Regions from separate parts of the Homo sapiens genome. Here region 1 is linked to region 2. A link is an interaction called in ENCODE POLR2A ChIA-PET data of the cell type or tissue named here. Cell type or tissue: A673. All regions are shown on one strand. Links, peaks and the distances in the headings refer to the core of each region. The heading gives the core; the rest is flanking DNA.

What was found. ChIA-PET counts read pairs that join two places held together with the same protein. Peaks named below come from ENCODE experiments on the same cell type or tissue, not always from the same donor. Only the 100,000 strongest peaks of a DNase experiment are listed, where the experiment ranks them.
Region 1: POLR2A ChIA-PET joins it to region 2 with 14 read pairs; 2 of 35 experiments call an interaction of 5 or more read pairs at or near these places.

What each region holds. Positions count from the first base shown.
Region 1 is chr13:21,115,886-21,131,494 of GRCh38, reverse strand. No RefSeq gene overlaps it. Among named protein-coding and RNA genes, the nearest start is that of SAP18, 16 kb to the left of the region's middle. RefSeq lists an enhancer at 983-1,491. In A673, for the core only: no CTCF peak of the experiment used is centred there; a DNase peak (open chromatin) is centred at 6,474; H3K27ac peaks cover 340 bases.
Region 2 is chr13:21,009,481-21,025,089 of GRCh38, reverse strand. All of the region lies in intron 2 of LATS2 (large tumor suppressor kinase 2), which reads left to right. Among named protein-coding and RNA genes, the nearest start is that of LATS2, 44 kb to the left of the region's middle. RefSeq lists an enhancer at 7,387-7,526. In A673, for the core only: no CTCF peak of the experiment used is centred there; DNase peaks (open chromatin) are centred at 7,509 and 7,999; H3K4me3 peaks cover 624 bases; H3K27ac peaks cover 2,819 bases.

The sequences.
Region 1 (15,609 bases), core at 3,434-11,433, 110 kb before region 2:
AAAATACAAAAAAAAAATTAGGCAGGCATGGTGGCGGGCGCCTGTAGTCCCAGGTACTCGGGAGGCTGAGGCAGGAGAATCGCTTGAACCCAGGAGGTGGAGGTTGCAGTGAGCTGAGATCGCGCCACTGCACTTCAGCCTGGGTGACAGAGCAAGACTCCGTCTCAAAAACAAAAACAAAACAAAAAAAAACCTCTTTTTTTTGGAGGGGGGATGGAGTCTCTGTCTCCCACACCGGAGTGCGATGGCACGATCTCCGCTCACTGCACCCTCTGCCTCCTGGGTTCAAGCAATTGTCCTGTCTCCCTTTCCAAATAGCTGGGATTATGTGCTCACACCACAACACCCAGCTAATTTTTGTATTTTCAGTAGAGAGAGAGTGTCACCAAATTGGTCAGGCTGGTCTCAGAACTCCTGACCTCAGGTGATCCACCTGCCTCAGCCTCCAAGGGTTCCCAAAGTGCTGGTGTCCGGTGGGTTCGTGGTCTCCGTGACTTCAAGAACGGAGCCACGGACCCTCGCGGTGAGTGTTACAGCTCTTAAAGATGGCATAGTGAGTGTTACAGCTCTTAATGACCGCAGGGACCCGAAAAGTGAGCAACAGCAAAATTTATTGGGAAGAGGGAAAGAGCAAAACCTCCACAACCCAGAAAGAGACTGGAGCTGGTTGCAACTGCTGGCGGAAGCAGGGGGCGGTGGAAAAAGGGGGAATGGCCAGCTTTTATTCTTTTATTTGTCCCTGCCCATGTCCTGCTAATTGGTCCATTTTCCAGAGCGCTGATTGGTCCATTTTACAGAGTGTTGATTGGTCCATTTTACAAACCTCTAGCTAGCTACAGAGCATTCATTGGTGCATTTTTACAGAGTGCTGATTGGTGCATTTTACAAACCTCTAGCTAGCTACAGAGCGCTAATTGGTGCATTTTACAATCCTAGCTACAGAGTGCTGATTGGTGCATTTTACAATCCTCTTGTAAGACAGAAAAGTTCTCCAAGTCCCCACTCCACCCAGGAAGTCCAGCTGGCTTCACCTCTCACTGGGATTACAGGCATGAGCCACCAGCCTGGCCAGAACTCTGTATTTTTACAAATGAGCACAAGTGCTTGTTTGGCATCAGCACTACAGGCAATGCTGCCATGAATCAGTCCTGATCCTCCTAACTGTTCTTGCTGTGTCACCCCTACTGGCATTCTTCACGCTATAGCCAGAGGGGTAGTGTTTTAAAAGTCCTAATCCCTTGATTAAAAACCTTCAAAGTATCCATTGTACTTTGGAACAAAAGCTAACTTCCATACTAAGATACTGATGACTCCTCCACCCTCCTCTCCCGCCATCCTCCTAATTCACTGCTCTGCAGCCCTGTGGGCCTTCCCTACCAGACCAGGACGTTAACATTTGCTGCTTCCTCTGCCTGAGACAATCTTCCCCCACACCCTTGTCCCATCCTCAGTCCTCACTCACTCTATTATCAAAGTAATCTCAGAGAGGCCTTTCTCAGCTTTAGTAATGTAGAGTTCTCTCTGCCTCCCTCCTCCATCAGCAATCGCTTGTTTATTTCTCATAGCATCTCTCGTTTCTGATTTATGTGACTTATGTCACCCTCTCTTTATAGAATGTAAACTGCCTGAGGGCAGAGGCTCTGTCTTACCTCTGCATCCCCAGCTCCTAGCCCAGTCCACAGAGCCTACCTAGCACATAGCTAGTGCTCAGTTAATGCCTATTGAATTATATCAATGAACAGTTGGATAAATTACTAGGCTGTTCCCACCAATTAGACCCTAAGGTGTAGGATTTGGAAACCCACTTACTTTTAAGCCAGTGGAACAGAAAAAGGGGTGGCATTGTCTTTTCAGAGAGTTGAAATGTCTCTCATTTTAATCCCTAATTTAAGCATTTGAATGATTAGATGGAAAATGGTTTTCAAACAGACATCTACTTCCTCAAGAGTCTGCAGAGTGTCAGCAACATATTTACCAGAGGCAAGCTGTAGAGGCCTCCTAAAGTGCTGGGATTACACAAGTGAGCCACCGCTCCCAAATAAATGTATAACTGGTATTAAAATATGTGTTACATGGTTAAAGACATTTTAGGGCCAGACGCAGTGGCTCACACATGTAATGCCAGCACTTTGGGAGGTCAAGGTGGGCAGATCACTTGAGGTCAGGAGTTCGAGACCAGCCTGGTCAACATGGCAAAACCCCATCTCTATAAAAAATATGAAAAAGTAGCCAGGCGTGGTGGTGCATGTCTATAGTCCCCACTCCTTGGGAGGCTTAGGTGGGAGGATCACTTAAGTCTAGGAGACTGAAGCTGCTGTGAGCCAGGATTGCACCACTGCACTCCAGCTTGGGTGACAAGATGAGATCCTGGCTTAAAAAAAAAAAATAGATCAGTATCTCTCATGAACACAGAGGCAAAAATCCTCAACAAATATAAGCAAATTGTATCCAACAATGTTGTATTAAAAAACCATAACCAAGTGGGATTTATCCCAGGTATGCAAGGCTGGCTCAATATTTAAAAATCAGCTGATGTTGCTGGGCGTGGTGGTTCACACCTGTAATCCCAGCACTTTGGGAGGCCGAGGTGGGCGGATCACAATGTCAGGAGTTTGAGACCAGCCTGACCAACATGGTGAAACCCTGTCTCTACTAAAAATACAAAACAAAATACAAAAACCCCATCTCCACTAAAAATACAAAAATTAGCCGGGTGTGGTGGCAGGTGCCTGTAATCCCAGCTACTCAGGAGGCTGAGGCAGGAGAATCACTTGAACCCAGGAGGCGGAGGTTGCAATGAGCCAAGATTGGGCCACTGCACTCCAGCCTGGGCAACAGAGCAAGACTCCATCTCAAAAAAATAATAATAATAAAGAAGGAAAATAATATCATATCAATAATATAAAAAAAAGCATTTGACAAAATCAAACGCCCATTCATGATAAAAAAAACTGTCAGCAAACTAGGAATAAAGAGGAACTTCCTCTGCTAGATAAAGAACATCTACAAAAAGCCTACAGCTAACATCATATTCTTAATGGTGAGAAATTAGTCCTCCCCCTAAGATGAGGAACAAGGAAAGGATGTCCCTTCTCACTACTGCTTTTTAATATTGTATTAGAAGTCCTAGCTAATGCAAGATGAGAAAAGAAAAGTAAAGGTAGACAGATTGGGGAGGAAGAATTAAAACTGTTGTACTGGCTGGGCATGGTGGCTTATGCCTGTAATCCCAGAAATTTGGGAGGCTGAGGCAGGCAGATCACTTGAGCCCAGTAGTTTGAGACTAGCCTGGGCAACATAGCAAAACCCTGTCTCTATTTATATAAACTAGTTTAAAAAAAAAAAAAAAGAACTGTTGTAGTTTGCAGGTGACATGATTGTTTATGCAGCTAAATAAAAAACATTGACAATACCAAATGCTGAGGATGTAGAGCAACAGGAAATTTCATTCATTGCTGGTGGAAATGCAAAATGGTACAGCCACTTTGAAAGACAGTTTGGCAGTTTCTTACAGAACTAAACATACTATTATCATACAATTCAGCAATCATGCTCCTTGGTATTTACCCAAATAAACTGGAAACTCGTGCCTATAACCCCAACACTTCGGGAGGCTGAGTCAGAAGGATTGTTTGAGCCCAGGACTTCAAGATCAGCCTGGACAACATAGTAAGACCCTATCTCTACAAAAAAATTTTAAAATTAACTGGGTATGGTAGTGTGCACCTGTGGTCCCAGCTACTTGGGAAGCTAATGTAGGAGGATCACTTGAGCCCAGGAGGTCAAGGCTGCAGTGAGCTATGATTGTGCCACTGCGCTCCAGCCTATGTGACAGAACAAGACCCTGTCTCAGAAAAAAAAAAAAAAAAAGAGAAAGAGAAACACACAGGGCCCTGAAGTGATGCCAAATGAGAAGAGACAGCCTGGAGATCTGGGAGATGGGGCTTGCAGGCAGAAGGTGAGCTCTGGGAAGGGGCTGAGATGGCCCAGGCTGCATGTAGGGAGAATGAAAGCAAGCCAGGCCAGCCACGCGCAGTGGCTCACGCCTGTAATCCCAACACTTTGGGAGGCCGAGGCGGGCAGATCACCTGAGGTCAGGAGTTCGAGACCAGCCTGGCCAACATGGTGAAACCCTGTCTCTACTAAAAATATAAAAAAAATTAGCCAGGCGTGGTGGCGGGCACCTGTAATTCTAGCTACTCAGGAGGCTGAGGCAGAAGAATCACTTGAACCCGAGAGGCAGAGGTTGCAGTGAGCCGAGATTGCGCCATTTCACTCCAGCCTGGGGGACAGAGTGAGACTTTGTCTCAAAAAGGAAAAAAAAAAAAAGAAGCCAGGCCAGGGGCTGGAGCAGGGAGGACAAAGGACAGAAAGGCCAGAGATGTGGGCAGGGGCCAGGTCACCTATCTGAGACCATGACAGGAGTTTGAATTTTATTTTAATTAGAATAAGAGTCATAGCAGTTGGGATTCTTCTTGCAAACATGGAAGGACTCTGGCCAATTTAAGAAAAGGAATGGACTGAAAAAGCAGCTCATAGAACCACCAAGAAGGCTGATCGATTAGGCTTAGAAAAACACACAACCACTCTGTGAGGTTGGGCAGTCAGCAAAACAGGCAGAATCACCTCCCAGAGCTGGTGCAGAGGGCATGCCCCAACCAGAGTGACTATGTTGCCCAGGCTGGTCTGGAACTCCTGGGCTCAAGTGATCCTCCTGCCTTGCCCTCCCAAACTGCTGGGACTACAGGTGTGAGCCACTGTATGGGGCTTCACTCACATTCTTGACAGCCAGATTCAAGTTCTGAAGAATATTTATTTTAATCAACTTTCAAAACTCTTAAGTCCTGATCAACGAAAAGGGAGAAAAAGCAAATAAGTAGGCATGTATTGTATGTGGAAGGTATTTCAAAATGGCCAGCCAGGAGAGAAGACAGTAACTCTAGTGCACACACCATTTCACTCAGGGAAAGTCACAAAAGTCAGCCACAACCCCAGGCTATGAAAGGAGTCAAGGTGGCTGTTACAGGCCAGGTGAACACAACTTTAAATGGCATCAGTTCAAGACCATTACATTGTGGGACTGGAAATAGTTACTAGATTATTTCTGGGAGTAGTAGAAGTAGTGAAGTAGCAATATGAAAACAGTTGAGATGTCCGCCTTATTTAACCCTTAAACCAGAGGTTTTCAATTGTGGCTGCATATTAGAAGCACCTGGGAATCTTAAAACAACAATAACAACAAACAACGGAAACCAACACCTCCAGGGAAAGCCCAGGACCTCAGCTGTTTCGAGGGCTCCCTGGGGTTGGGAATCATTCCCAAAGCTTGGTGCTCACTGACTTGGGAAGGCGAGAGGTTTGAAATTCAAGCAGCCAGGAAATTTCTGTGCAAGGCCTGCCAATGCTTTGGACATCTCTTCATTATTTACAGTTCTGAGTTCAAAGAATTTTTAAGACTTAAAAATTACCAGATCCACACGAGGTCAGGAGATCAAGACCATCCTGGCTCACATGGTGAAACCCCGTCTCTACTAAAAAAATACAAAAAATTAGCTGGGCGTGGTGGCGGGCGCCTGTAGTCCCAGCTACTTGGGAGGCTGAGGCAGGAGAATGGTGTGAACCCGGGAGGCAGAGCTTGCAGTGAGCTGAGATGGCGCCACTGCACTCCAGCCTGGGTGGCAGAGCAAGACTCCATCTCAAAAAAAAAAAAAAAAAAAATTACCGGATCCAAATTTTTGCTTGATCTATTCTGGTGGGTAGTATCACAAGCCTTTATTTTGTTGTTGTTGTTGTTGTTTTACAAATTTACATTTTAATTGCCTTTATTTATTTATTTGAGACGGAGTTTTGCTCTTGTTGCCCAGGCTGGAGTGCAGTGGCTCAATCCTGGCTCACTGCAACCTCTGCCTCCCAGGTTCAAGCGATTATCCTGACTCAGCCTCCCGAGTAGCTGGGACTACAGGCACACACCACCACACCTGGCTAATTTTTGTATTTTTAGTAGAGACAGGGTTTCACCATGTTGTCTAGGCTGGTCTTGAACTCCTGACCTCAGGTGATCCGCCCACCTCGGCCTCTCAAAGTGCTGGGATTACAGGCATGAGCCACTGTGTCCAGCCTGCCTGTCTTTACAAAGAAAAAATAATTAAGCCTTGAGAATTTGTAATAGTTATATTTTTCTTTGTAACCATAATCTTTAGGCTTTTAATAACATCTAGTTTGTAACTCAGCTTAATTTTTTTTCTCTGCTAAGGTATGATGGTAGGGTGTGTAACTGTAAATTTGTAATTTATACTGAGGGTATGAGTTGGGCATGGCAGGGAAGCCGCTGGGACCCTACAGTGGACTATTTGTCATTCTTCAGGACAAAGGGAATGACAGCAGCCAGCGCTTCCTGCCTTGTACTCACACACTGGAGTGTGCTGAAGCGTACTGAGGAGGCAGGGCCGTCTCAGATGCCCCATCCTGCTCCTGACTTCGCAAGCTGCCACTCTGGGCAGTGTGCCAGCACAGGGGGAGCAGACACAAGCTCAGTTGCTCAGCGAGTTATGTGGGCTTTGCAACCATTGGAAACTCCAGAAACCTTAGCTTCACAGCTTGGAGAAAAGGAAAGTTTTGGTTGTCAGCGTACTTAATGGTGGTCCTAAAAAGGCTGCCTGCAGAGAGCACATTTTAGTAGGATTGGGATGGGGCACACCTGGCCTGTGGACCAGGCCCTGAGAAATAGCCTGTCGGGGGGCGGGGGGGGGGGTCAGGAGATTCACAGAAAGAGTGAGTATAATGAAGAGAGCTGAATTCCTGATTAGAAAGAAGTTTTTTGTTGTTGTTGTTGTTTGGTTTTTGGTTTTTTTTGAGATGGAGTCTCGCTCTGTCGCCCAGGCTGGAGTGCAGTGGCGCTATCTCGGCTCACTGCAAGCTCCGCCTCCTGGGTTCACGCCATTCTCCTGCCTCAGCCTCCCGAGTAGCTGGGACTACAGGCGCCCGCCACCATGCCCGGCTAATTTTTCTTTTCTTTTTTTTTTTTTTTTTGTATTTTTAGTAGAGACAGGGTTTCACCGTGGTCTCGATCTCCTGACCTCGTGATCCTCCCGCCTCGGCCTTCCAAAGTGCTGGGATTACAGGCGTGAGCCACCGCGCCCGGCCAGGTTTCTAATGGAGTGTGCTAGACATTAGGGAGCTTTCTCTCCCTCTTTTTATCTTCAGCCACGGTTTATCTCCACTGCCTTCCTCGGAATCCTAGAACTGCATTTCCCAGACCCTCTTGCCTCCAGGGTTCCAGGATTTACATTCTGCCAAGGACCAAGTTTAGGTACTCCTGCATTATTTGAAAGACAAAGGGATGCCGAGGCCGCAAGCAGGGGGCATGTGGGGACCTCAGCACACCTGAGGCCTTGCAGCCACCTCCAGGCACCCGCTGCGAGGCTGCCCCTCCCTGTTGGGCGTTTGAGCATCATGGAGGTTTCTGACCAGGGAACAGGGGGCAGCAATTTCCTAGGTCCCCGTCCCATAGCTGTCATGATGAACCTGGAAACTAACACCTTACTTTCCTGGATTTTTTCATGCTACTTAGCATCTTTCTTCATGCTGTTTTGACAAACTTCCCTGGATTTTTGCTCCTTTAGACCTGCCAGCAGTTTTTACAGTATCTGATTCCGTAATTTAAATCCCTTTCTGCTTAAAATATCTAGAATGGTTTGTTTTTCCAATTGAACACTGCGTGTTTGGTGCCAGAAGTGGCCCCAGGAAACAACTCTCAAATGTGGGTGTCTCAGTCTGTTCAGGCTGCTGTAGCAAAACAGCTTAGACTGCGTAATTTATACACAACAGAATGTCTTGCTCACAGTTCTGGAGGTGGGGAAGTCCAAGATCAAGGAGCCAGGTATTCAGTGTCTGGTGAGGGCCCGTTCCTCTTAGATGGCACCTTCTATGTGTCCTCACATGGCAGAAGGGCAAAAAAGGGCAAACAATAGCCAGGCATGGTGGTGGGTGCCTGTAATCCCAGCTACTCGGGAGGCTGAGGTCTGAGAATTGCTTCAACCCGGGAGGTGAGGTTGCAGTGAGCTGAGATCACGCCACTGCATTCCAGCCGGGTGACAGAGGGAGACAGAGGGAGAGCCAGGTGCAGTGGCTCACTCCTGTAATCCCAGCACTTTGGGAGGTCGAGGCAGACGGATCACCTGAGGTCGGGAGTTCAAGACCAGCCTGACCAACATGGAGGAACCCCGTCTCTACTAAAAATACAAAATTAGCTGGGGGTTGTGGCACATGCCTGTAATCCCAGCTACTCAGGAGGCTGAGGCAGGAGAATCACTTGAACCCAGGAGGCAGAGGTTGCAGTGAGCCGAGATTGCACAATTGCATTCCAGCCTGGGCAACACACCTGTAATCCCAGCACTTTGGGAGGCCGAGGTGGGTGGATCATGAGGTCAGGAGATCAAGACCATCCTGGCCAACATGGTGAAACCCCATCTCTACTAAAAATACAGAAATTAGCTGGGTGTGGTTGGCACATGCTTGTAATCCCAGCTACTTGGGAGGCTAAGGCAGGAGAATCGCTTGAACCTGGGAAGCAGAGGTTGCAGTGAGCAGAGATCACACCACTACACTCCAGCCTGTAACAGAAACAAGGACACTAATCACATTCATGAGGAGTCCATCCTTATGACCTGATCATTTACCAATGATCTCAACTCTCAATACCAACACAGTGGGGACTATTCAACATAGGAATCTGGCAGGGGGCAGGGGACGGGGAGTAGGGGGGAGGGGCGGAGGTTGTGGGGGCGGGGCGGGGAACAAACCCTAAGGCCAAAGCAGTGAGGTTCTGGGGTTGGCTGTCTGAGGTGGTTGGGTTGGAAGGCAGTGGCAAGCTCCTCTTGGTGGAAATGGGATCCTGGAGGGGCATAGCATGCAGTGATCACACAGTGACCTCAATTATTATCTGTGTGTGCCAGGAATAAAGGCAATGCTTTGTGAATGCAGGTGGCCACTGGGAGAGACACAATGGTGGGAATGGTGCCTACTGGGATTGAGGAGGGAGCCTCAGCCTCCCAAAGTGCTGGGATTACAGGCATGAGCCACCGTGCCAGGCCAAATTTTTTTTAAGTATAGGAAAATATCTATAATACAGCTCATAAAATATTATCCATAATGTAAGAAAATGCATAGGAAAAGTGGGAGACATATTCTCTTTTTTTGGACACATATTCTAAGAAAAATATAACATATTGACAAAAGGGCTAATATCTTTTTTTTTGAGACAGTCTTGCTCTGTCACCCAGGCTGGAGTGCAGTGGTGCGATTTCAGCTCACTGCAAGCTCTACTTCCTTGGTTCATGCCATTCTCCTGCCTCAGCCTCCCAAGTAGCTGGGATTAAAGATGGACACCACCATGCCCAGCTAATTTTTTTGTATATTTAGTAGAGACAGGGTTTCACCATGTTAGCCAAACTGGTCTTGAACTCCTGACCTCAGGCAATCCGCCCGCCTTGGCCTCCTAAAGTGTTGGGATTACAGTCATGAGCCACCGCGCCCGGCCAATATCTTTAATATGTAAAGAATTCATAAGAAAAAAACCTCCAACTCCAATGGAAAAAGAAAACAAAAATTGAATTCATCCACTTGATAAATATTTATTGAATACTTCCTGCATTTGAGGCTCTGTTTAGGCTCTGCAGATGTTCAGTAAACAAACGAGAAAAAAACTCTGTCCCAGTGAAGTTTATAGTCATATGAAGAAGACAGGCAATAAAAAGAAGAAAATAAATAAGTGAATAATAGATCATGTTACAAAGCGGCCACGCATGGTGGCTCATACCTGTAATCCCAGCACTTTGGGAGGCCGAGGTGGGCAGATCAGCTGAAGTCAGGAGTTTGAGACCAGCCTGGCCAAAATGGTGAAACCCAATCTCTATTAAAAATTAAAAAACTAGCTGGTGTGGTGGCGCATGCCTGTAATCCCACCTGCTTGGGAGGCTGAGGCACGAGAATCACTTGAATCTGAAAGGCAGAGGTTGCAGTGAGCCAAGATCATACCACTGCACTTCACCCTGGGCAACAGAATGAGATTCTGTCTCAAAAAAAAAAAAAAGAAAAAAAGAAAAAAAAAGATTATATTATGAAGTGATCATTGTGGAAAAGGTAAAGCAGGGTAAGGGGCTTGGAGTGTTTGGGTAGGCATAGATGTTGCATTTTTAAGTGGGGACATTGGCCTGGCATGGTGGCTCACACCTGTTATCCCAGCACTTTGGGATGCTGAGGCAGGTGGATCACTTAAGGTCAGGAGTTCGAGACCAGCCTGGCTAACATGGCAAAACTGTCTTTACTAAAATAAAAAATTAACTGGGTGTGATGCGCATCTGTAGTCCTAGCTACTCAGAAGGCTGAGGTGGGAGGATAACGTGAGCCTGGGAGTTTGAAGTTGCAGAGAGCTATGATCGTGCTACTACACTCCATTCTGGGCGACAGAGCGAATAATCCCACTTCATAAAAATCAATCACCATAAGCAAAGTTAAAAAACAAATGACATGGCTGGGCGTGGTGCATGCCTGTAGTCCCAGCTACTTGGGAGGCTGAGGCAGAGGGGATCACTTGACCCCAGGAGTTCAAGGGTGCAATGAGCCCTGATTGTGCCACATCACTCCTGCTGGATGACAGAGCAAGACCCTGCCTATAAGCAGCAAACAAACGACAAACCAGAAAAAGATACTGGAAACTATGCCACAGACACGGGGCTATTCTAACTTCTTCTTATTATTATTATTTTAATTTCTATTTTTTTAGATTTTTTTGTAGAAACAAGGTTTCACCATGTTGCCCAGGCTGGTCTCGAACTCCTGGGCCCAAGCAATCCTCTCATCTTGGCCTCCCAAAGTGCTGGGATTGCAGGTGTGAGCCAATCTGTCCGGCCCTCTCTGACTTATAAGGAGTTCTTAGAAATAGAAAAGATTAATCCAAATGAAAAATGGGCAACGGACACAGTTTATAGAACAAGAAATGCAAATGGCCCTGGAATCAATGAACGGATGCTCAACCTCTCTCATGTAAGAGAAAAGTAGGCACATTAAAACTTGACGGAAATACTGCTTTCTACCTATTGCATCAGCAAAAACCCAAACGTTGAAGAAACAGGAGCTTTCCTAAGTTGCTGATGAAAATGTAAAATGTTACCACCCCAATAGGGAACACTTTGTCAATGCAGTATTTAATCCAACTTAAAAATATGTTTGACTCTGCAACCCCTTTTCTGAGTACTAATCATTCAGATACACAAACACGTATACAAAAGGCTATGGTTACAAGCTTGACACAACAAAAGACTTTAAACTAAAAAACCCAAATGCTCATCCGTCAGAGTTTGGTTAAATAAACTATGGCCCATTCACAAAAAGGAATATAATGCAGCAGTAAAAAATAATGAGGATATTATCATTGTCCAGGATATACCATTAAATGAACAAAAGCAACGTGCTGAGTATTGTAGACAGAGCGCTACATTTTATTTATAAAACGGGGAGGGGGAGGAGTAAGTAAGCACATTTGCATTGGTTTGTTCATGAATGAACATAGGAAAGGTCCATGAGGAACTAATACAAGTAGAAACCTATAGAGACTGTATACCTTATTTTATGTATGTATATGTATATATACACGTAAATATAATTATTAATATTTTATACTTATTGTACTTATTTTATAAACCTTATATTTACTAATAAAACATTTATTATTAATAAAAATATTTTATTTATTATTAATACAATAAATTATTTAATAATATTAATCATGTAATATATTAATATATAAATAATATATGAAAATACATTTAGTTATATTTTAAAATACTTTTTTTTTTTTTTTGAGATGGAGTCTTGCTCTGTTGCCCAGGCTGGAGTGCAGTGCTATAATCTCAGCTCACTGCAACCTCCGCCTCCTGAGTTCAACTGATTCTCCTGCCCCAGCCTAAAGAGTAGCTGGGATTGCAGGCACACACCATCACGCCTGGCTAATTTTTGTATTTTTAGCAGAGACAGGGTTTTGCTATGTTGGCCAGGCTGATCTCGAACTCCTGACTTCAGGTGATCTGCCTGTCTTGGCCTCCCAAAGTGCTGGGATTACAGGCGTGAGCCACCACACCCGGCCTAAAAATACTATTTTTGAACCATGTAGGCATATTAACCACTCAAGCAAGAAATAAAAACAAAAAATGAAAAAGCAAAGGAATGCTGAGTAAACTGAGATTGTGTTTGAGATTTAGCTTAATTGTTGATAGTTTATGCTCATAAATTATCTCCCCATTTGAAGAGGTCCTGTGTATGGAGGAAAGAAGAGTCCCAGATCACATGGAAGAAACATGAAATTAGAAAAGATAAACCATTGCCTGTGATTGCAAGTCGCAGGACACTTCATCATTCCTTCCTCCTGTACCCACTTTTTTTTTTTTTTTTTTTTTGAGACATGGTCTCATTCTGTCTCCCAGGATGGAGTGCAGTGGCACGATCTCAGCTCACTGTTGGCTCCACCTCCCAGGCTCAGGTGTGTGCCACCATACCTAGCTATTTTTGTATTTTTGTAGAGATGGGACCTCATTATGTTGCCCAGGCTGGTCTACAGCGATCCTCCTGCCTTGGCCTCCCAAAGGGCTGGTATTACAAACATAAGCCACTGCACCCAGCCACCCACAAAATCTTGAATGATGATTTCCTAAATCTTTCAAACTATTCTAATTATTTTTTACCATGTCAGTCTTTCTAGACCAATGCCTGGCACAGAGTTAAGTGGCACTTGCCCAGTGTTCTTTCTTTTCTTTCTTTCTCCAGGATGGTAGGGTCTGTTTTATTTTTCCTGCATCCTAGGGCATAGCTTGTGCCCGAGATCTAACATTCAACAAATGTTGGTTGAAACTGTGTATGAATGAATGAATGAGTGGCCAACAAATTGGTCCTACCTATTACACTTAAGAACATATGGAAAAAGTAAATATGAAGCAAAGGTGGTTACGTTAGTTACGTCTTCAATTAGACTTCTAGGAACAAGGTAAAAATTCTCAAAACTTGATCTATGTTATAAATTTCATATGCGCAGAACTTGTCATTGCTAAGGACATGATGTCATCATAGCTTTATAAATAGAATGGGAATCTTTAAGATCTTCCACTTTAGCTTTGAATATACTACAAAAGGTACAGTAGTTTCTTGACAGTGCTTAAAAGTGTAGTTACAAGGGACAAACAGTAATTATAGATCAGTATCATCAGGCTGTGCCTCGACTGCAGTCCAGCACGGCTCCTGGTGGCCTGCCACAGAGACAAGACAAAGCTGGAATTCCCCAGCTGAAAATGTGGCAGCTGCTAGGGAGCAGCCGCTGGGTGGGAGGGGTGCTGCCTCCCAAACAGAAAGTTCAGTGAAAAATCTCCATTCTTGGGGCGACTGGGTGGTCCCAACTGGTTAGGGCTGAGGTGAGTGACAGGAAATACTGAGCATGGTGTCTTTCCGATTCTTAAATTATGAATAAATACCATGCTGAACTCCCACACTTTTGCTTTCCAAACCCAGGTAATGCAAATGCAGATTCTCAGTCATTTTAATTTTGCTTACATTCACCATTTTTCCACGACCACTTGTGTGGATTTACATAAATTTCAAAAATGTATCTGTTTATAATGCCTATATAAAGATGGCTTTAGGCTTTTGGATGTGTTCATTGAGTGAAAATAAAAATAAGTGAAATAATAAGTAAAAATGGAAATAAGAAACTGGGAGGCACCAGCCTGGGCAACATAGTGAGACCCTCAAAAAAAAAAAAACAAAGGAAAGAAAAGAAAAACCCCAAGACAAACAAACAAAGGAAGCATTGTGTAGTGCTCTGAGGCCAGCTGCCTGGATTTGCTCATGGTTCTCCACTTGCTAACTCTGGGTGACCTTGGGGAATTTACTTAGTCCTGTGGTTTGAATGTGTCCCCTCTAAAACTCAGGTGTTGCCAATGTGACAGTATTAAGAGGTAGGCCTTTAAGAGGTGATTAGACCATGAGGACTCCTTCCTGGTTAATGGGATTAAGGCCCTTATAAAAGAGGCTTCATGTAGCATTTGCCCATTTGCCTCTCTACCCTCTGCCATATGAGGACACAGCATCCCTCCCCTCCAGAGGATACAGCCCTCACCAGATCACCAGATGCCATTGCCTTGACCTTGGACTTCCCAGCCTCCAGAACTGTGAGAAATTCCTTTGTATATTACCCAATTTCAGGTATCCTGCTATAACAGCACAATATGGACCAAGACACTTGGCCTTTTCATGCTTCAGAGTTCTCATCTATAATAGAGAAATAATCATGGCAGCCTCATAAGATTGCTAAGAGGATGCGGTTCAATGAGTTAATATTTGTAGAACACTAACGACAATGTCTGACACTTAGGAAATGCTGTTAAGTGCCATGTGTTAGGTGTGAGGGTAGTGGGGCAACTACTTTTTGTGCTTGTGTGACAGCAGTTTTGTGAGATATGTTTTTAGGAATCTGGCTTTGATTAGTTATTGGCTTTAATATCAGTTTTGTTCTATAAAAAGGCCCACTAACTCGTATGATGTCTGTTGGCCAAAGTAGCAGGAAATGGGAATCTCAGAAAGATTAACTGCAGAGTCAAAGCTTTCCATAGACAGCATAAAAAGCTGCTGCTCATGGTTGTGCAAACTGTGTTTTGCACCACTCTGTGTGAGCCCCGTCCCATTGTAGTTGTCATCAAATAGGACAGTGACTATGACCGTGTCCGGTAGCATGTGGTAAGGGGTCTGAAGAAAGGCTTGCCTTTTTCTTTCTTTCTTTTTTGAGATGGAGTCTCACTCTGCCACCTAGGCTAGAGTACAATGGCGCAATCTCAGCTCACTGCAACCTCCACCTCCTGGGTTCAAGTGATTCTCCTGTCTTAGCCTCCCAAGTAGCTGGGATTACAAGTGTGTGCCACCACACCCAGCTAATTTTGTATTTTTAGTAGACTCAGGGTTTGGCTATGTTGGTGAACAGGTTGGTCTCGAACTCCTGACCTCAAGTGATCTACCTGCCTTGGCCTCCGCAAGTGCTACTATTACAGGTGTGAGCCACCGCGCCAGCTGGCTTGCCTTTTTCTGGTTGAGTAAAAGTGTTGCTTGGCTAGCAAGGAGCATGGAGGAGCATTGGGGTGGAGTAAATGCCCTTGGGCAGAAGCTTCAGGGACTGCAGGGGGATGGGAAGCGGGGAGCAGGACCACAGGGAGGAAGGATAACACAATAGCAACGTGAGGGCTTCCCAGGCTGATGTCAATGCACCCACATGCCTGACCACCTGTAGGGGATGGCCCTGGGTGCTTCTACCAAGGTACTCAGCATCTCTGCAGCCCACTTGCCACAAGACTACATCCCGCAGTATACTTTGAATAAATCAGGAAGTTTGCCAGTAGGCTGAGTCTCCCATGTGATGTGTCACTCTGACCACGCACAGGCTAGCCCATGGCTACCCAAGTGTGCTCTGATGCCTGGCTGGCCTCACGTCCTTGCACCTCATCTCCTTTTTCAGCCTCCCCTTCTAAGCTTCTTTTCTCAGGAGGACCCTTTCTTCAGGGAACACCAGAGGGAGAA
Region 2 (15,609 bases), core at 3,711-11,710:
TAGCAAGTAGTAGATCAGCCATAAAGGAATACTGATTATAATTGATAGTAACCTGTTAAATATATAAAAATCAATGAATCAAAAAACAAAACCAGGCAAAAAGTTATGGGGGAAGCCTGGTCTGCAGGGCTGTACATAAATGTGCGTGTCTCTGGGCCTGGCTGAGCCTGTGGGGACAGCCCCAGGCCATGCGTGGCTTTGGAGGCCTTGAGATGGGGCTCATCTCAATTGAGGTGTGCAGTGAGTATAGGATACACACCCGATTTGGAAGACATAGTGCAAAAAAGAGAATATAAAATGTCAGTATTTCTAACATTGCTTACTTGTTGAAATGTTAATATTTGGATGTATTGGGTTGAAATATACATCTTTTAACATCAGTACTTTTTTTTTTTTTTTTAATGTGGGTATAAGACAATGGAAAATTCCACATGTGGCTCGAGTTACATTTCTGTGGGACAGCACGGTGCTGGTCAGTGATGACCGTCAAAGTGAGATGTCATCCGTGAGGCGCTATGCAGGAAGAGCTCCCGCAGGGCCATACTCAACTTTTAGATATGCCCTGGCGAGAACCGCCACTGAACCCCACTGAAAGTCCAGCCAACCTAAAAAGGGTTAACTTTTATATTATTTATTATCATTTATTATTATTATCATTCAGAGTCTCACTCTGTCGCCCAGGCTGGGGTACAGTGGCGCGATCTCGGCTCACTGCAACCTCCGCCTCCCAGGTTCAAACAATTCTCCTGCCTCAGTCTCCTCAGTAGTTGGGATTACCAGGCATGTGCTACCACACCCAGCTAATTTTTTTTTATTTTTAGTAGAGATGGGTTTCACCATGTTGGCCAGGCTGGTCTTGAACTCCTGACCTCAAGTGATCCCTCCCCCTCAGCCTCCCAAAGTGTCTGGATTACAAGTGTGAGCCACTATGCCCGGCCCATTCCTGTTATTTTTCAAGCTGTTTTTTCTTTTTCTTTTTTTTTTTTTTTTTTTTTTGCACAGCGAGACACTTTAACCTTTCTGGGGAAGGTCTGTAAACTCCCTGGGGGGCCCTTCCCGAGGATGCCTGCTTGTTTTCCAAAGCCCCCTGAGTTGTGTTTTGTTTTGTTTTTTCTTGAGAGGGAGTTTCACTCTTGTTGCCCAGGCTGGAGTGCAATGGTGCGATCTCGTCTCCCTGCTACCTCTGCCTCCTGGGTTCAAGCGATTCTCCTGCCTCAGCCTCCTGAATAGCTGAAATTATAGGCATGCGCCACCATGCCCAGCTAATTTTGTATTTTTAGTAGAGACGGGGTTTCTCCAGGTTGGTCAGGCTGGTCTTGAATTCCCGACCTCAGGTGATCCACGCGGCTCAGCCTCCCAAAGTGCTGGAATTACAGGCGTCAGCCACTGCGCCCGGCCGAGGTTTGTTTTTTTTTTTTTTTTTTTTTTTTTTTTTTTTTTTTTAAAGCCAGTCATAGAAAATGTGTCATTTGGTGGACCTCCCTCCCATCCTTTTGAAATCCTAAGACCTTGCTGTGTTATTGACCATCAATCTCAGACACTGTCTGGGCTCTCCGGCAGCGTGGAGAGTCCTGGCCCCGCCTCGAGAACAGAGGCCAAGGACGGGAAGTGCAGGGGTCCGTGTACTTGCAGTTGGGTTCTATTCTACCCACACGGTGTCTTACAAGTTTTTTAAAAATGTCTTTCCAACTTTTAAGAACCAAGAGCTTTCACACTGAAAATTGGGCCTGGAGAGGGGGCGAGCGCCTGTGGTCCCAGTGTGTCAGGAGACTGAGGCAGGAGGATGGGACGTAGTGAGACCCTATCTCTAAAAAGAAAAAAAAAAAGGAATTAAGAAAATTGGGTTTTTAGCATTCCTAGAAATGTAGAAGCCCTGAGCTGCGTCTCCTGTGTGGGAGCTGGTCCCACTCCCCGGCCTTCGGAGCCCTCGGAGCCCGGAGCCCTCGATGCAGCGCTATGGATGCCGGGAGCGATCTTTGGAAAGGAGTCCCCGGCTCGAGCGACACTGCCCCCCTGGGGCTCTGCAGGTGCATGCAGTGGGATTGCTGGGCTGGACTAGAGGGTGAGGGTGGCTTCCCCCACACCCCCTTTCCTGGCTAATCAGAGAAAATCAAAACACCCTTGCCCAAGCGTCCAGCTGGAGAGTGAAGAAGGGGAGTCTATTGCTTATTTGTATATGATGAAGATTATAGATGTGTTCTAGGAAACATGATTATTTCCTTTAAAGCAGGAAATAATCTGCAAAATCCCTTTATGAACATAATGAGGATCTTTTATTCTCTCGCAGGGTGGATAGCTCTGTTTATACCCACTCCAGTATTATAAAAACACATAAATCCCCACTCTCATATCTAAATTGGCCTTGTGTGTGTTTGCTTCATAGTCCTCATCTCTCTCCCCCTTCAGTATTACATTTCTGTGGCTCAGGCAGTAAACGCGGGATTCCTAAAAGCACTCTGACAATAAACAAAAAGCTTTCCTCTGACTTTGGTACAGTTCATTTGATCTTTTCAAACATTTTGAATGAGGGACAAGGTGTGTTTTGCGTGGTTAGAACAAGGGCCAGTGGGTCCAAGGTCCACCTGGACCAATCTTTGCAGGATACAGGAAGAACCTTCTAACCGTGCAGTACAAAAGTGAGATGTCAGGGATTTTAGGCTTTCGGGGCTAGTGGGGGTTGTGTTTGAGGAACTTGAGGCCATCTAGGTGCATGCATGGCCTTGAGCAATGGTTCTCAGTCCTGACTCAGTACATGCACTTAGGCATATACAGATATTCACACACATGCACACTCACACACACATGCACATACAAATACATGCACACGCACATATGCATACGTCCACACACATAGGCACACATGCATGCACATATTCACACACTTACGTAGTTGCACACATGTACACATGTATGCACACACAGGCATACATACACATCTGTTAGAAGTTCTGATTTAATTGGTCCAGGGTGGATTCTGGGCATTGGTATTTTTCAGAGCTCCTCCACAAGTTTGAGAACCCACGAAAATAGTCTTTTCTCCTATTTCATCTTTCTATTTCACCCAGGGCCCACTATACTTTCAGTTCAGTCACAAAAAAAAAATCAGCTCCTCTAACGAAGAAAGTGTGGAAACAGATAGTCTAAGTAAAGATTTTTGGTTTTTCTCTGTCAGAACAGCTTGAGAAGTCTGAGGAGCTTTCACCCTGTGCTGCTTGGTGACAGAACTGGTCTCTGTGGCACTGTGAAAGGTGCCCTGGGGCTCTGTGAGGGCTACAGTGCATAACTGCAGTGTGGACCCCAGGAGCAGCACTGTTCACAACAGACTGGACCAAGGGCATGCTCTTAGCCTCGCTGTTCTCTGCAGATTCACTTCATTATCTTTAAGCCACACATCAGTGGTTGGGAAGGTGTCCTCAATTCTTCAAAAATTAAGCTGCTGACCATGGGCAGCTTTGAGCAATGCTGACAAGAAACCTGAACGTCTTAACAATGTGAAATTTAAACACACTGGAGTAAGAACTTGGCAAAGGGTTTTGTTTTCTCCAGAAACTTAAACGTGCATATCAGAAATGCCTTTTACAAAGCTTTTTTTTTTTTTTTTTTTTTTTTTTTTTTGAGACAGAGTCTCACTCTGCTGCCCGGGCTCTGGAGTGCAGTGGCACAATCCCAGTTCACTACAACCTCTGCTTCCCAGGTTCAAGCAGCTCTCCTGCCTGAGACTCCTGAATAATTGGGATTACAGGCACGCACCACCACACCCGTCTAATTTTCCTATTTTTAGTAGAGACAGGGTTTCACCATGTTAGCCAGGCTGGTCTTGAACTCCTGACCTCAAGTGATCCACCTGCATCAGCCTCCCAAAGTGCTGGGATTACAGGTGTGAGCCACTGCACCTGACCAAGAAAGCTTTTAATTATGGAAAATGTTTAACATATTCACAAGTAAACAATGAAATAATGAACTCCTAGATACTCACTGACCAGTTTTGACAGTGACCCACACACGGCCTGTCTTGTTTCATCTATAACCCTCCCACCTCTCTTCCTCTCAGACTCTTAAAATAAATCCCAGACAGCATATCAGGAGATGCCTTTTGATTTTTGAAGAATCAAGGACACCTTCCCAACCACGGATGTGTGGCTTAAAGATAATAAAGTGAATTTGGAGAGAAGAGAAGGCTAAGAGTGTGTCCTTGGTCCAGTCTGGCGTGGCTACACTGCATTGTGACGTAGTAGGTGTGCTCATCTGTGCCACATGACAGCAGGGATGGAGGTGCCTTTGGGAGAGAGGCCTGCTTGCATGACGGGGTTGCCTGTTCCATGTAGGGTAGTTGTCAGCTTATGTCCCCACAGCCTTCCTAGTGGAAAAAAGCCATTTTCAACCTTTTAGCCCCTGGACAGTGTCCCTACATGGAGAGAGGCAGACCTGGCCTGGCTGTTTGATGGATGGCAGGAATTCTGACTACATGCAGGCAGTCTGAAGTCCTGTGTTTTAAGCAGGACAACATTTATGGCCATCTAGCTGTACTCGAGAGGAATTAATGTGATTTTTTTCCCTTAACATTTCCTTAGTAAGTAGATGTAAGGTCTTGTAAATTAAAAATGCTATTTTGGTTACAAAAGTTTACTTCCTGGCCTAACTTTCCTGGGTAAATTGCCCTGTGCCTAGAGGCAGTGCGGTGAGGCTTTGGCTTTCTTTCTGGTTGTATTAGGTTGGTGCAAAAGCAATTGAGGTTTTTGTCATTACTTTTAATGGCAAATAATAGGATAATAATAGAATTGTTCGTGCAAGCTCTGAAAGGGGGCGTGTACTTTCAGATATTCACTTGGCTGATGTAGTGGAGAGCTAGACTTGCTCACGTCAGAAGCTCCTTGCTTTGATGAAGAATCTTGCCAGGCTTCCCTATGTCACAGTGGGAATTGGTGTGTTTTCAGGTATATTTTATGTGAACTGACTGACTTTAGGAGCTGTCTAGAAAGGAAAGGATGTACATCCACTCTCCTTCAACCACTTTCGTAAAGTGGGGAGCCATTTGCATGAAAATGTGTTCCCTGTTCTCTAGAAAAGTATGCCAATGAGAAGACAAATGAGTTTAGGGCTTTTTTTTTTTTTTTTTAGATGGAGTCTCACTCCTGTTACGCAGGCTGGGGTGCAGTGGCACGATCTCAGCTCACTGCGAACTCCACCTCCTGGGTTCAAGCAATTCTCCTTCCTCAGCCTCCCGAGTAGCTGGGATTACAGGAGTGCACCACCACCCCCAGCTAATTTTTGTATTTTTAGTAGAGATGGGGTTTTGCCATGTTGGCCAGGCTGGTCTCGAACTCCTGACCTCAGGTGATCCACCCGCTTCGGCCTCCCAAAGTGCTAGGATTACAGGCATGAGCCACCACGCCCAGCCGCCTTTTTTTTTTTTTTTTTTTTGAGAGATTAAAAATAATAACAAATCCAGCTGGATGCGGTGGCTCACACCTATAATCCCAGCACTTTGGGAGGCTGAGGCAGGCAGATCACCTGAGGTCAGGAGTTCGAGACCAGCCTGGCCAACATGGTGAAACCCTGTCTCTACTAAAAATACAAAAATACAAAAAAAAAAAAATTAGCTGGGCGTGGTGGCGTGCACCTGTAGTTCCAGCTACTTGGGAGGCTGAGGCAGGAGAATCGCTTGAACCCGGGAGGCAGAGGTTGCAGTGAGCTGAGATTGCGCCACTGCACTCCAGCGTGGGCTACAAGAGTGAAACTCTGTCTCAAATAATAATAATAATAATAATAATAATAATAATAATAATAATAACAAATCCAAGTGAGAATACAAAGTGATTTAATATGTACAGTTCATTTTTTAAAACCTTTCAGCTGTATGTTGTGACTATATAATAGCTAACATTTACTGGGTGCCTACCAGGTAACAAGCACTGTCTTACGTGCTTAAGATGTATTAAAAATTAGGTACACGGGAGGAAATGGAAATACAGAGTAATTAGGGAACTCCCTTAGACCACATAGGGAGAAAGCAGCTGGTCCAGGATTCAAACTTAGGATGTCTGGTTCCCACGTACAGAGCTACTGGGCCATTTACAGGACAGGGGCGTGAGAGAGTGGCTGCAGAAAAGTAGAAAGGAAAATTAGTCGTAAAGAGGGACTCGGGTCCAGGCACAGTGGCTCACACCTGTAATCCCAGCACTTGGGGAGGCCAAGGCAGGCGGATTATTTGAGGTCGGGAGTTCAAGACCAGCCTGGCCAAAATGGTGAAACCCTTTCTCTACTAAAAATACAAAAATTAGCTGGGCATGGTGCTGCATGCCTATATACTCAGGAGGCTGAAGCAGGAGAATCACTTGAACCCAGGAGGTGGAGGCTGCAGTCAGCCGTGATCGAGCCACTGCACTCCAGACAGGGCGACAAAGCAAGACAACGTGTCAAAAAAAAAAGAGGGACTCTGAGAAAAGAAGGCTCGGAGAGTCTTGGTATGAAACAGCATGTCACTCTCAGGCACCTGGGTGAAGGACATCAGGGAAGCGACCACAGTCTTCCTGGACCTGCTGCGCAAGCAGGGTGTGGTCTGCCAGGGTGGTCCTGCTTGTCCTTTCATCAAAGGCCAGGTGGACCCAGCTGGAGCCAGCCCTTCCCCTTCTGAACTCTAGCTGCCTCATGCAGTACTTTTCATCTGCCCCAGGGCAGAATTTTGTTTTTCCATGTCAACCCTTGTCTCCTCATCTTGCCAGATGGACAGTAGCATGCCCCTCAGTATTGCCACATACCTCGCCCAACACCCACGTCACAAATGTCCTGTGTAGGGTAGTGTGGTCTGTCCCAAGTCTGAAGGAAACTTGCCTTCACTTATTTTCATACAGTATTTTTTAATTAAGTGTTTACTTTCTAAGTGAATTCTAAGTATTTTACACCTGCCTGAAGGAATGCCTTAGGTTTTAGAGACCTCCTTGAACTGTCAGTTTACATGTATTCTACCTAAAAGTCTCAGATCAAAACTAGCCAGTGATCCTACGTGTTACTGAAGCTGAGTGACATTGATTCAGAAGAATGAAACTAAATTGGCCTCACATTTCCCACTTCCATATGGTAGCTTTAAATTTGGAGGATATAAAGAAAACCATGGCACCTAATTGAAGGGATAGTCTCACATTATTAGTATGAAGAAATGAATCAGGCTGGACATGCTGGTTCACGCCTGTAATCCCAGCACTTTAGGAGGCCAAGGCAGGCGGATCACCTGAGGTCAGGAGTTCAAGACCAGTCTGGCCAACATGGTGAAACCCCATCTCTAGTAAAAATATAAAAATTAGTTGGGTGTGGTGGTGGGCGCCTGTAATTCTAGCTACTTGGGAGGCTGAAGCAGGAGAATCACTTGAACCCCGGAGACGGAGGTTGCAGTGAGCTGAGATGGTGCCACTAACCCCAGCCTGGGTGACAGAGTGAGACTCCATCTCAAAAACAAAAAAAAAAAAAGAAAGAAATGAGTCATCTTTTGAAGGGAAGGCACTGGTTGCTGATGACACCCAAGCATTTTTTAGTGAAGTGGTTTTCAGACTACACAGTAAGATCCTTGAGTAGATCAAATAATCAGTTTTGTGGGTTGCACATAACAATGTAAAGAATCATCCAGGTGTGGTGGCTCATGCCTGTAATCCCTGTACCTTGAGAGGCCGAGGCTGGTGGATCGCTTGAGGCCAGGAGTTTGAGACCAGCCTGGGTAACATAGCAAGACCCCATTTCTACAAAAATTAAAAACAAAAAAAAGAAAAAGGATTGCATCACCTCTATGTAAGGGAAGTGTTTTTATGAAATTGTGAGTCATAGTACAAAAGAAAAAAACTACCAAACATCAGTAAAACACAGCTCTAGATAGAATGCTAACTTTTTCTGCACAGTTGGATGATTAATGGCTATCGTCCGTTTTATTTCACTGTGCTGGCTGCCATTCAAGTGCCAGGCGCTTTGTTCATGGCTGGTCACCTCCAGTAACCACCACTGGGATGCTTCCCAGTCCTTAGAAATCTGGGTAAGAAGCACTAATGAAGATGAATTTGTTTCCGGTTCTGCCATATTTTCCTCTGTGGGAGTTGTTATGAATGTTTTTTTCTCATAAGTGATTTGATGCTGTAATCCCTCTTATGTCTGAGAACAGATGCATGGCCATGGATCGGGCAAGTTGGTTTTACTTATCTTTGGGGAACCGGACTTAACAACAGGAACAAGGTAGGCAGTTAAGGACTCTGCCGTGATAAAGAGAGTTAGTTCAGGTGTTGTGTGGAGTTTTATTAGTGAGAGGTTTTCTGATGAATTTCACAGTGGGAAATTAACAAATCAGTTGCCTGCCCTTGGTTTGGAAAAGCACTTGGTTTTTGCTCTGGGTTGCCTGAGAGGCTGCTCTTGGCGCCTTGGTATTTGCAGCAGAGAGCTGCTGTTTCCTGGGGGTTGGCTGGGGTGAAGTGTAAGAAATTTCATATCAAGTCTCTTAGAGAGCTTTCTGGCCGTTTTTAAAGGAATGAACTGGCTGAGCATGGTGGTTCATACCTGTAATTCCAGCACTTTGGGAGGCCGAGGCAGGCAGATCACTTGAGGTCAGCAGTTTGAGACCAGCTTGGCCAACATAGTGAAACCCTGTCTCTACTAAAAATACAAAAATTAGGCATGGTGGTATGTACCTATAATCCCAGTTACTCAGGAGGCTGAGGCAGGAGAATTGCTTGAACCTGGGAGGCTGAGGTTGCAGTGAGCCGAGATCACGCCACTGTACTGAGCCTGGGTGACAGAGCAAGAGTCTGTCTCAAAAAAAATAAAAATAGGCCGGGTACGCTGTCTCATGCCTGTAATCCCAGCACTTTGGGAGGCCAAGGTAGGTGAATCACCTGAAGTCAGGAGTTCAAGACCAGCCTGGCCAACATGGTGAAACCCCGTCTCTACAAAAATAAAAATTAGCTGGGCATGATGGCGAGTGCCTATAATCTCAGCTACTCGGGAGACTGAGGTGAGAGAATCGCTTGAACCCAGGAGGCGGAGGTTGCAGTGAGCCGAGATCATACCACTGCACTCCAGCCTGAGTGACAGAGTGAGAGTCTGTCTCAAAAAAATAGGCCAAGCGTGGTGGTTCACGCCTGTAATCCCAACACTTTGGGAGGCCGAGGTGGGCAAATCACCTGAGGTCAGGAGTTCAAGACCAGCCTGACCAACATGGTGAAACCCCATGTCTACAAAAATACAAAAATTAGCTGGGCATGATGCTGGGTGCCCATAATCCCAGCTACTCGGGAGGCTGAGACGAGAGAATCGCTTGAACCTGGGAGGCGGAGGTTGCAGTTAGCAGAGGTCGCGCCATTGCACTCCAGCCTGGGTGACAGAGTGAGACTCCGTCTCAAAAATAAATAAATAAATAAAATGAGGGATGAACTGATATAAAGAGGTAAATGGAGCTTTTTGCAAACTGCTGGTTGTAAAAAATCAAATTAATTTTTCACAGTTCCCCAAATCCTATTTAAAACAACTACCTAGGAAACTTTTAAAAGTTGGGCATTAGTGAAGCCAAATTATTTTGCTTATCTTCTTATGACAAGTTTATGAGTAAGTTTTCCTTGGGTTTTGTGGTGAATCAGTGTGTGTAGTATGGATAATTATACAGTTAGCTGTTCTTAACTATGTATTGGACATGTCTTTAAATACACAGCAGAAATTGTGCCACAAGGGAGTATGATGTCCAGTCCCCACTAGGGTCCTGGTCCTTCGTGTGTCTGCAGTGTGAGCCTTCTTCCAGGGCAGGATCCTGACAGTCACAACAAAACAGCCCAAATCCCACTCACACCAGAGGCTGATGGCAGAACCCTTCAGAAAAAAAGATTTGATGATGGAAGAAGAGTAAGAAAATGTGTATCTAACCATTCATGAGAAAGTACAGGATAGCTCATTTCAATAGGAATCTAAATATTACTGGACCAAGAGAGTTATACAGTTTCCCTGGAACACTGTGCATGTGACACTCAAGAAGAATTCTGTATCAGTGTTAGTCATTGCCTCAGCCCACACGTGAGTGCCAGCAGTGCCAGGCCATGTGTTGGACCCCAGGGATACGGCGGTGAGCGCACTAGGCCTGGCCTGCCCTCCCGGAGCTCACAGTTGAGGCTCATCAACCTGCCAACAAACATGCTGTCAGTACCTCCTTTCAAAACTAACGTGTCATAAAGCAGACAAGATCTTAGAATAGTTTAAATCATCCCAGCTGGAAAAAGAAGGTTGCATGGTATTTGTGAGTTTTGAGAAAGGAGTTTCCATTTGGTTGAATCTGTAAACTTAAACCACTCAACAAACATTCTTTTTTAAAAAGGTATCATATTTCTTCTTTCCTTGACCCTGTGATGTTTATTTTTGTTGCTCACATTGGACTTTCAGGCTGATGGCAGCAGTGCTGGCTGCATAAACAGATTTTTCCACTTCAGTGAAATCAGCAGAGCTTGTTTCAGTTGCTGCATGGATGGTCAGCGTCGTTCCTTCTCATGTCCTCCTAGCATCCATCCTCAGCATTGCCATAAAACCTTCCTGGTGTGTAGTTTTCTAAAAAAATATTATCTAGCATATACATTTCACTCAGAAATACTTCCTTTATGGCAGTTCCTTAGCCAAGGCCGTGCTTTATTCATACTTCAGGATCAGCTAAGCCAAACCACGGTGGCAGTGAGGAGTGGGTCCTTTGGTTTGTTGACCCTGGTTGTCAGGGCTGTCTTTGGCTCATGTGTCTCTGTATTGAGATGTGGTTTAGCCTGAGAGAGTGGCCGGCTGCAATGCTAATTGTCCTCCCTGGTTTGCTGGCATCTGTGGGAGAACAAGAAGAAAAGGCCTTGGGTTTGGGAGAGCCCTGTCATCCATCTGGAGTGACCTGGGAGTGACCTGCGCGCCTTTCCCCCTGCCCCCGACTCATATTACCCTGTTCTTGTTCTTTTTAAAAATACTTTTATCTGTTTTTCCTACATTCTTTGGCATTTTAATCTCCCTCCCTTCCTTTCCTCCTTCCTTCCTTCCCTCTCTTTGTTTCTCTCTCCTTCTTCCTCCTCCTCCTCTTCCTCCTCTTCTCTTCCTCCTCTTCTTCTTCTTCTTTCTTCTTCTTTTGTTTTCAAGTTGGGGGTCTTGCTCTGTTGCCCAGGCTGGAGTACAGTGGTGCAATCATAGCTCACTGCAGCCTCAATCTCCTGGGCTCAAGCGATCCTCCCATCTTAGCCTCTTGAGTAGCTGGGACCACAGGCATGTGTGGTCACACCTGGCTAATTCCTTTTTAAATTGTTTTGTAGAGACGGGGTCTTGCTGTGTTGCCCAGGATGGCCTCAAACTCCAGGCCTCAAGTGATCCTCCTGCCTCAGGCTCCTTAAGTGCTGGGATTGCAGGCTCGAGCCGCTGCACCTGGCCCTTATTTTATTTTTAAGTGATCTGTACAAATTTATTGGGAGGACAAGAAAAAGGACATTTCAGAGAGTAAATAAAGAGAACGTTCCAACATAAACGGGAAAGGGATGTAGATAACATGGAACTCTGTCAAGCCCTTTAAACAAAGGCCAGGACTTTCTACCTTGCTGTGTGCAGCCTTCCAAGTAACCCTACCATTGCCTTTCCTGGCCGTTTGGATCTTCTCTACAGAAAATTGGACTTTTTCCACAGACTCTGGAATCAGCAAACACTAATTTTTACTTTTATAAGGTATAATCATTAATATTCCCTCATGCACATTAGTCATAGTCCAAGAAATGAGATTATTATTAGGCATCGAGCCAGGATAAGTACTGAGCCAGGACAGCTGTCAGGTCCAATTGGGCAGAACATGCAAGGCTGTAACTGGTGAGCAGCTGTTGGTAACCTGGGAGGCAGCCTGCTTCATGGTCACCATAGCGGATGGGCCTAACTCACCTAAGCAGGCAAGCACATGAGAACCTTCATATACAAGAACCTACCCCAGCACCAGGGTGGCATGCCCATGAGCACAGGGATGTTCATCTGCTCTGTCACCACTGCATCCCCAGTGCTTAGAACAGAGCCTTACACTGCTTGGTATTCCTCAGCACTGAATGAAGGAAATATTACATCAGAGACCATGAAGTTACTGAGTTGGAAAAGGTCTCAATACCTTAACTAATTGCTTTGCAATAGAAACAAGTACTTGGAGCATTTTCTCTTCCCACCTCCTTACCTCTCCTCTTTCATCCATGTTATCTTTGTAACTTTAGGTAAAAAGCTAATCTATTTTAGCCTCAGTTTGTTCATCTTTGAAATGTGGTTAGGAACCCTTATTTCCTAGGAGGTGGGGGGGGGGTGTGATTCACCCAATCACCCACAGCTTCTCGCACAGCTCCCGCCCTGTGCTAGCGCTGTTCATTCCATCTTCCTCTCTTTCTGCTCGTTCCCTTAAAAAATCTGCAAAGCGCTTATACCATACTTGTTTACCATCCAACAAAGCCATGAATAGCATTTTCTAGGAGAAAAGAATCATAAGATAGGAACACTACTAGGTAGAAAATTTGACTAGAAAAGGTCCTAGTGAATGAAACACCTGGTAATAAATACAGTCAAGTGCCGCATAACGATGTTTCGGGCAACCACGGGCCACATGTATGATGATGGTCCCATGAGATTGTGATGGAGCTGGAAAATTCCTATTAGCTAATGGCTTTGTAGCTGTAACTTCATAGTCCAACTCTTACTTACGCATGTGTGGTTTATGTTGGTGTAAACAAACCTACAGCACTGGGCACTGCTGGTCTTTTAAAGTGTCCAGTAATGTCCTAGGCCTTGACATTCCCTCACCACTCACTCACTCACTCACCCTCCACAACTTCCAGTCCCTACAGGCTCCATTCATGTTAAGTGTCCTATATAGATATGCATTTTTTTTAATCTTTTATATGATATTTTTACATTATCTTTTCTATGTTTAGAGATGTTTAGATAAACACTATTCTGTTACAGTTGCCTACAGTATTCACTACAATCTCAGGCTGTGCAACAGGTGTTTGAATAACATGCTTCATTTAAGATCATTTTGTTATAGCGTTGATGAGAAAAAAAAATGATTCCTGGCCAGGGCCACTGTGTGGAGTTTGCACATTCTCCCTCTGTATGGTAAAATTGGTTTTGTTAGACATCATTTTGCTTAAACTTGCAGGTTTCCAAGAACATAATGATGATGTTAAGTGAGGACTGTACTGGTTTGTAGCCAGGAACAATATGCTATACCATCTAGCCTAGGTGTGTAGGGGGCTGTAGCATCTAGGTTTGTGTAAGTACACTCTATGATGTTCACACAACAACGAAATCACCTAATGATGAATTTCTCAAAAGATATCCCCATATTTAAGGAATGCATGACTGTATTAATACATTCTATCATTTTTGAAACTCTGTTAAGTCTACAACAGCCAGCTGGTATTTTGCCCCTATATTTTCCAGAGTCAGGAAAGAAGCAGAATAGATTTTTTAAATTCCTAGGCCAAGGCAAAGTCTCCACCAGTAGCATGTGATGAGAACACTGTTCAGTCATCCATCACATGGTGTCACTCAGCCATGCAAAATTACCATTTTCTCAGAGAAAGTGTTGCTGGACCTGAGGAACTGTAAAGTATATTTTCTGCTTTTTAGTTTCCTAGCTCTCTGCCACTTGTGGGTACAGTGACCAGTTTAAAAACAGGAGTTTCCTAGCATGAGAAATATATGTCTAGATCATTTGTAGCAAAGTATCAGAGTCCAGATTTCATGGAGGTCTAAGGCCTGTGGATTGGGTGGAGGGGACCTGCGGATCCCAACTTTCATCCAGAAGTTGATACATACTCACCTTCTTTAGTAGCTAGTTTCAGTTTTTGATTCAGGACAAGTGAGGAAAAGCAGGTATTTCAAAATACTGCCAAGAAAGAGATGAGAGGAGGTAGAAACGGCCATGGTCCTGATATAAGATGATTTGATGGTTAATTGGCATGCATTTCTGCAAAAATCAACATGCCACCATCACTATGAGGTAGCTACCATTACCATGTTGATATATGTGTGAACAAAAGTTTTCTGGAAAGGAATTTAAAAAGACTTTACTCCAATGAGCAGTTTGCAAACCAGGGAGCTGCAGCCTTCAATGTAAACTGAAGGTACATTCCAGAGAATCTAAGGAGTGTTTGTGTTTTATAAAGTTTCTGTCCATGTTCTCACTCAGGTCCATTTATGCAAATGAAGGAGTCAAACTTGCTTAGTTCTGATTGGTTGATGTTTGCTGAGCTCTGATTGGTCAACATAAGTCAGACCTTATGATTGGTTCAGGCAGGGTAAACAGGAACAGGCAGCTATGAAAGTCCCCAAGTTAAGCAGAGGTATGGGTTTTCCAGGAATTCAAAGTACATGTGTGACGACTAGTCAGCAAATGGCCACTTGGTTCTAATTTCAACTAAGGCCCAGTTGGCTGCTCAGGATTCATCTTGAGGGATTGGCTCTTCCAGAGTTCACAGTGTCTTTGACAGTGCTTTTTTTACTGATGTAATTTTATGAAAACACAGTCATGTTATTTGCACTATTTGATTTTTTGTTTGTTTGTTCCGGCTTTGTTTGGAAAACTTCCTTGAATATTCAGCACTCTTGGCTCTTCATGTTTGGGAGTGATGTACTAAAAGCTGATTGGAAGGACTATAGGGTGGGGCCTGTAGAGTGGGGGCTTTGCTGTAGGGTGACCAGGTGGAGGACTGGGGGTTTGTCCCTGGGGCCTTTCGGTTTTACCAGAAGAGATCTTCAGATCTGCAGGGTGTGTGGGGGTTGGCAGGGGAGGAGAGTTGAAGCCAGTGTGGTTGATTTAGTACTTCCATGCTCACTTAACTCTCTGTGTTATTCCTTTGTGGGTTTTTTGTTTGTTTGTTTGTTTGTTTTTTTGACAGAGTCTAGCTCCATGGCCTACTCTGGAGTGCAGTGGTGCGATCTTGGCTCACTGCGACCTCTGCCTCCCAGATTCAACCGATTCTCGTGCCTCAGCCTCCCGAGTAGCTGGGATTTCAGGCACACACCACCATGCCCGGCTCATTTTTGTATTTTTAGTAGAGACAGGGTTTCATCATGTTGGCCAGGCTGGTCTCGAACACCTGACCTCAGGCAGTCTGTCCACCTCGCCCTCCCAAAGTGCTGGGATTACAGGCATGAGCCACCACGCCTGGCCCTTCTGTGTTATTTCCTTGCTGTCTGCTCTCACTGTGTTGTAGTCTGATTTGGTGTTGGGGCGGGGGCCTGGGGACACCTAAGGACCCAGGTGATCTCATATAGACCTCCAGGGAGGCCTCTTTTTCCACCCATACCTCATCCTCACTGCCCTGTGGGCTCACAGCATGTACTTGGTGTATTGTCGTCTGTTATGTGGAGGTAGCAGCTGTTCCTCCATCTGGTTTCTGTATTTTAAAAGGTATTGAATTTTCTTCTTATGCTGTGATTGTTATGTAACAGCTATGATGAAAAATTAAGAATAGTAAGAGTGATTTGGTGTGGCTAATGCACCACATATACCTGGAAATCCCACATATATGTGTTTGTTACCTACATTTTTGTTGTTGTGTTTTTACTTAACAGTCTGTTAATTGTTTTAGCTTACCCTTAGGATAA